Linked DNA regions of Homo sapiens: region 2 is linked to region 1. A link is an interaction called in ENCODE POLR2A ChIA-PET data of the cell type or tissue named here. Cell type or tissue: PC-9. All regions are shown on one strand. Links, peaks and the distances in the headings refer to the core of each region. The heading gives the core; the rest is flanking DNA. Region 1 overlaps LOC107985486 (a long non-coding RNA gene). Region 2 overlaps LINC01673 (long intergenic non-protein coding RNA 1673).

Region 1 (2,931 bases), core at 255-2,754:
GCCCTGAAGAACTGAGTCAATTTCACCTCTTTCTGTTATAAATTATTCAGTCTTGGTTATTTCTTCATAGCAGTGTGAGAACAGACTAATACAGATGGCCAAGATTGTAGCTGGAAAACTCCCAATCCCTTGTAATGGCTTAGGCATTGTTAAAGGAATGGCATGCCATTTCCCCTTCTGTTCTCAGAGCATAAAGCTTTTTTGATTAAATTATTTTCTTTAAATTTTCTGTGCTTATATATAAGTGCATGTATGTTCATGTTTGTGTGTGTGTTTCATGGGGATAAGAAAGATGAGGAGAAAAAACATAGGTAATACAATCCATTTAGTGTCTCTAAAGTGCTAGGCATTTATAGTATCATTATCTTATTTGCTCTCTGTGGAAATCTTAGCCACAGTTATCATCACTTTCTAATCAATGAAGATAGTAAAGCTGCAGTATATCAGAATGGAGCCTGTGTCTATTTGATCTCAAAGATTGTGTTCATTCCATTCCTTAAAGAACTAAAAGTAGAACTACCATGTGATCCAGCAATCTCACTCCTGGGTATCTTCCCACAGGAAAAGAAGTCATTATACAAAAAAGATACTTGCACACACATGTTTATAGCAGCACAATTAGCAATTGCAAATATATGGAACCAGCCCAAATGCCCATCAATCAATGAGTGGATAAAGAAATTGTGGAATATATATACCATGGACTACTACTCAGCCATAAAAAGGAATGAAATAATGACATTTGCAGCAACCTGGATGGAATTGGAGACCATTATTCTAAGTGAAGTAACTCGGGAATGGAAAACCAAACATCATATGTTCTTACTCACAAGTGGGAGCTAAACTATAAGGATGAAAAGACATAGGAATGATACAATGGACTTTGGGAACTCAGGGGAAAGTGTTGCAGTGGGCTGAGGGATAAAAGACTACACGTTGGGTATAAGGTACAGTACTCGGGTGATGGGTGCACCAAAATCTCAGAAATCACCATGAAAGAACTTACTCAGGTAATCAAACACCACCTGTTCCTCAAAAACCTATTTAAATAATTTTAAAAATGCAAAAAACAAAAAGAGATTGCACTCTTTCCTTTATCTCTTGGGAGTGGTAAAGTGGAAAAAATAGTTTTTTATGGCCTTTGGTGTTCAATTTGTAATGTTGCCATCCAAATCAGTTGTACCAGTTTGCAGTGTTACAAATTGTACAGAGTATTTCTAGTGTGGTAACATCCTTATTCAATCTGTGTGCTATTTCCAGAAGTGTTTTCTAATTTGTAGGTCCATGTTAATATTTCAAGTTTGCTTTAATGTGCAATCTTTGATGTTTAGTGAGAATGAACACATTTCCATTTGTTTGTTTAAATGTAATTGTGTTCTTTCTTGTACAAATTGTTACATATTTTCAATTTTAATGCTAGGGCATTTTTGCCTTTTAAAATAAATTTTAATGAGATGATATTTTATAGAAATATTTGACATACTCAATATCAAATATTGTTCATAGTCTACTGGTTTCTTTATCAATTGAGTTTTTAATATATCATTTTAAGTTTTACATATCTAAATTTGTCAGTTTTTTCTTATGATTTTGATTGGTACTTTAGGCTTGAGAAAAATTATTATTTGTCTGCAGATATAATCAATATTTTAATTATTCTAATTTTTATGAATTTGTTAATTTTATAATGTTTTATAATGTTTTAACATCTAACACAACTTAATTCTTCTAAGAGCAATACTTTGCTTTTCTTATATTTTAAAAACCAGTGACACTTTTTTCAGTGTTTTTATAATATTCCAATTATTCTAAACACTTTTCTAAAATTGATTTTGGAAATATTTTGTTATCTTCCCACCCCTCTCTATTGAGAGTTTGAATGCAATGGTAATACTTCTACAAATTAACTTTGAAGAAATATTAATCTCTTTATCAAGGTTTAAATTATAACTTCACTTATTAAAGTTTTTCTTTATATTTCCTACTTAACATTTTTCATTATAAAAGTTCTATGTAGCTTTTAATTAAGCTTTTTCATGAATATTTGCTAACTCTATTATTCTTGAGAATAGATCTCTTTTATTATTATGCTTTAGCTTCCTTTTACGGGATATAAGACTTTGATGAACTTTTTGGATGTTCTATCTTTTCATTTCACTGTTATTATTTCTAATTGGTAATTTATCTCTAATAGCAGATTTATTCGGCTCTTTTAATGATGCAATTATTCTAATTGTGCATAATAATTTTTCAGTTCCCAATATGATTTTTATATCTTACTTGAATCTTAATGATATTTATTATTATTTTAGAAAAACAGTTGTAGAAGAGACATCAATTAATTTGCCGGTCTTGTCCAATCTCCCTTTCTAACTGTTCTGCTTGCTAGCTCAGCACTATATGTGTGCTTCCGTAATGATTGATTGGATAAAAAATGGGCACACGCCTTAGGGAAAGCTGATTCATCTGCCAGCCAGCAACCAGCAGGTTAGGAGTCAGACAGGAGCTATAAGTTCATGTACTGTTGATACTGAGTTCCCACACACATGCACACTCACATGTATGACACACGTGTACACACACATACATGTGCACACACACACCAACCCACAAAAGCCAATCCAAGAGAACATTCAGACTCGGAAAGAGCTGTTTTGTTATCTTTCAACTTCTCGTGAGAAGCAGTTTTCCCTTTAGGTTTTTCAATTAATTAATTAATTAATTAATTAACTTTTTGAGGCAGGGTCTCTCTCTGTTGTCCAGGCTGGAGTGCAATGGAGCTATCGTGGCTCATTGCAGCCTTGACCTCCCAGGCTCAAGTGAGCTTCCTACCTCAGCCTCCCAAGTAGCTGGGACCACAGGCATGCACCACCACGCCTGGCTAATTTTTTAAAATTTATTATAGAAATGGGGTCTCAATATGTTGCTCAG
Region 2 (2,931 bases), core at 147-2,646, 1.8 Mb before region 1:
GCTGGAAAGGCTTAGTAACCAATTCACTTTTTTAGTGTAATATCATCTGGTTTTAGGCAGTGCCAGAAAAGAAATGAAAAAACAATTGAGCAAAATATATGGCTTTAAATGAATGTAAACCATGTGCATGGGTTTCATATCAAATTCTGAAATGTTTTTTCAGTTTGAATGTGAAACTATCTAATAAGGACAACATTCTAGCTAGAGATCAATTAACTTATTTGTGATATTGCTTTTATTTAAAAGAGTAAGCAAATATGGACTGGGTGTCTATTATGTACTTGTTTCTATGATACCTTTCATTTATTTTATAATACTAGGACTAACAACAATGCTATAGCATCATTTGAAGCAAGTATCCTGACTTCTGTGGTAGTTGTCTTGAGGGCTTTTTTCCTAACATTTTAAGAGAAAACTGAGTTAGGAAGATGTATTCCATCCAAAATATTTAAGCGAACTGACCTCTATAAGATGATGGATGCCAATAAGCTAATGGATACATTCATTCTCTTTTCAAAGAGACAAAATCTTTTTAAAAACATTTATTACTATTTTGGTGCAATTAGAGAGGCAAAAGTCTAATTACAAGTAAAACTAAGAACACCAGAGTGTTACGTGAAATAGGTTGATTATAATAAAGGTGTTCTGGAAAGTTATAAAAGAGCTGCTGCTTTTGCTTCCAAAGCTCTAAAATATTTAATAAATTAGAAAGAAAACACATTAGTTAAGTGTTAATTTCACTCAATTGTTTATCCTTAATTTCAATTTCCAGGGGGAAATTATTACTTGGTTTACACAGCAGGATTTTTTTTAACCATACAGAAGTTTCAGGAAATTATTTTATAGAAGTAACGTTTCGACTACTAGTGGAAGGTGGCAGGTTGAGGATAGGAATTTACCTCCTTCCCTCCCAATATCCTGTGGAAATGAAGAAAAACTCATTTTAAGGTGTGTAAATCCAAAACATAGTTCTGGAAAGCAAGAAAGAGTGCTATTAATTCATTGCACTAATTTTGAGGACTTTCCAGAGCATAACACTGATATTGGATTAAAGGAGCAACAGAGTAGGAACAGTATAACCCAAAACAAATGCAAGATCATTGTATTGGAGAGAGTCATCCTTCCCATCTCTACTTTAGAGAAACTAAACTCTAAGTCAACATTCACAAAGAACAGGGAATGATCCTAGGGACATTTAAAGGCAGAACCTATAGAAGGTTCTATAAAGGCTTCCATAAAGTCTATAGAAGAATTTAGCCTAATGTAACTCCCCGTCCTGATCACCGGCTATACAGATGAGTGAGATATTCTTTTGTCAACTGCTTTACTGACCTCTTCCCATATACCCAAGCTTTATATTAGAGTTCCACAGTGCTAGGTAATGTGCTGTTTATTATTCTCTATCATCTCTCCAACTTGATTTAAACTTTCTGTATTGCTTAAGTATCATCTATCTCTTGAAGACTTCCATTTTTCAAGTTTCCAACTCATAGCTAGATTTGAAGTCTGATTGCCTACTGACATGCCTACTTTGATGTTTCAGGGCTTCTGTAGTGACTACTCATTGGTCAGGGTTCATTCACCCATTTTGTAGTAACAATTCATCAATCACCCTTCAGAGAATCAGTAGTTTTCCAATCTTCCCATGTTGTTCAAATTAGGTTGATTTCTTTTCTGCTCCAAGCATCAACCTATGTTCCAGATTTAGTCAATCACATGAATCAGTTCTGATCAATGAGAGACAAATAAGTGGTTTTTGCAAAAGATATTTAAAAAAAAGAAAACATTACTGGGGTGGACAAGGTGAAAATAATATAAGCATGGATTTTAAAGGGCACATGCATGCACACACACATACGAGGACACATATAGAGACACAGGGCCCAGTGTAGAGGGACAAAGACAAAATTGTTACAAAACAATTTGAACCTCATCTTCTAATGTCTTCCTCACATTATCACATTTTTGTCACCTTTGAGATGTTGCCATGTAGTTGGATTTCTCTTTACCAGGAATGCTCTGTGATCTTGGTCTTTGCCTAGCTGTTTCCTTCTCAAACTTCAGGACTCAGTTTAAATACTAACTCAAGAGAGATTTTGCTCAACTATCACTCAAAATGGCACCATCAACATTCTCTATAAAGGCTAGAAGATGTGGCTGCTATATCACTGTGTAGTGGTTTCATTCATTTGTTTATTTTTATTATCTGTCTTTTCCCTTGAAATTCAAGCTCCGAGTCAGTAGGCACCAAGTCTGTGCTGTTCCCTGTTATAGTCCTAGAAGCTAGATTAGTGACTGGCACCTAGTGTGCTCACTAAATTTTTTTCTTTTTTTTTTTTGAGATGGAGTTTTGCTCTTGTTGCCCAGGCTGGAGTGCAATGGCGCCACCTCGGCTTAGATGTCAGCCTCCCGAGTAGCTGATTCTCCTGTGTCAGCCTCCCGAGTAGCTGGGATTACAAGCATGTGCCACCATGCCTCAGCTAATTTTGTACTTTTAGTAGAGATGCGGTTTCTCCATGTTGGTCAGACTGGTCTCAAACTCCTGACCTCAGGTGATCGGTCCACCTCGGCCTCCCAAAGTGCTGGGATGGGATTACAGGCATGAGCCATCATGCCTGGCCTCACTAAATATTTTCTAATGAATGAATTAATTAATTAATGAATAAAAACAAAAATTGTATAACTACCAAAACTTCAGAAGTTGAAGAAAGAGTCCTGAAATTATAAGTACACTAAATTCCTCATCTTATATAAAAAGGACTTAATAAATATTGCATAAAATTGGTAAATTTAAAAAGGAAGGTATAATTATATCAATGTTAGGATAGCAAATAGCAGAATAATTTATACTGAAACTTAACAGGCTTCCTTTCAAATGTAGAACTTGATTAATCATAGTGTTAGTCTGCATAGTTTGGTATTTTTTTAATA

The links. Peaks named below come from ENCODE experiments on the same cell type or tissue, not always from the same donor. Only the 100,000 strongest peaks of a DNase experiment are listed, where the experiment ranks them.
Region 2: POLR2A ChIA-PET joins it to region 1 with 14 read pairs; 2 of 35 experiments call an interaction of 5 or more read pairs at or near these places.

Annotation. Positions count from the first base shown.
Region 1 is chr21:29,443,693-29,446,623 of GRCh38, forward strand. The region is part of intron 1 of LOC107985486 (a long non-coding RNA gene); the gene reads left to right. Among named protein-coding and RNA genes, the nearest start is that of BACH1-IT3, 51 kb to the right of the region's middle. In PC-9, for the core only: no CTCF peak of the experiment used is centred there; no DNase peak of the experiment used is centred there.
Region 2 is chr21:27,639,415-27,642,345 of GRCh38, forward strand. All of the region lies in intron 1 of LINC01673 (long intergenic non-protein coding RNA 1673), which reads left to right. Among named protein-coding and RNA genes, the nearest start is that of LINC01673, 2.3 kb to the left of the region's middle. In PC-9, for the core only: no CTCF peak of the experiment used is centred there; no DNase peak of the experiment used is centred there.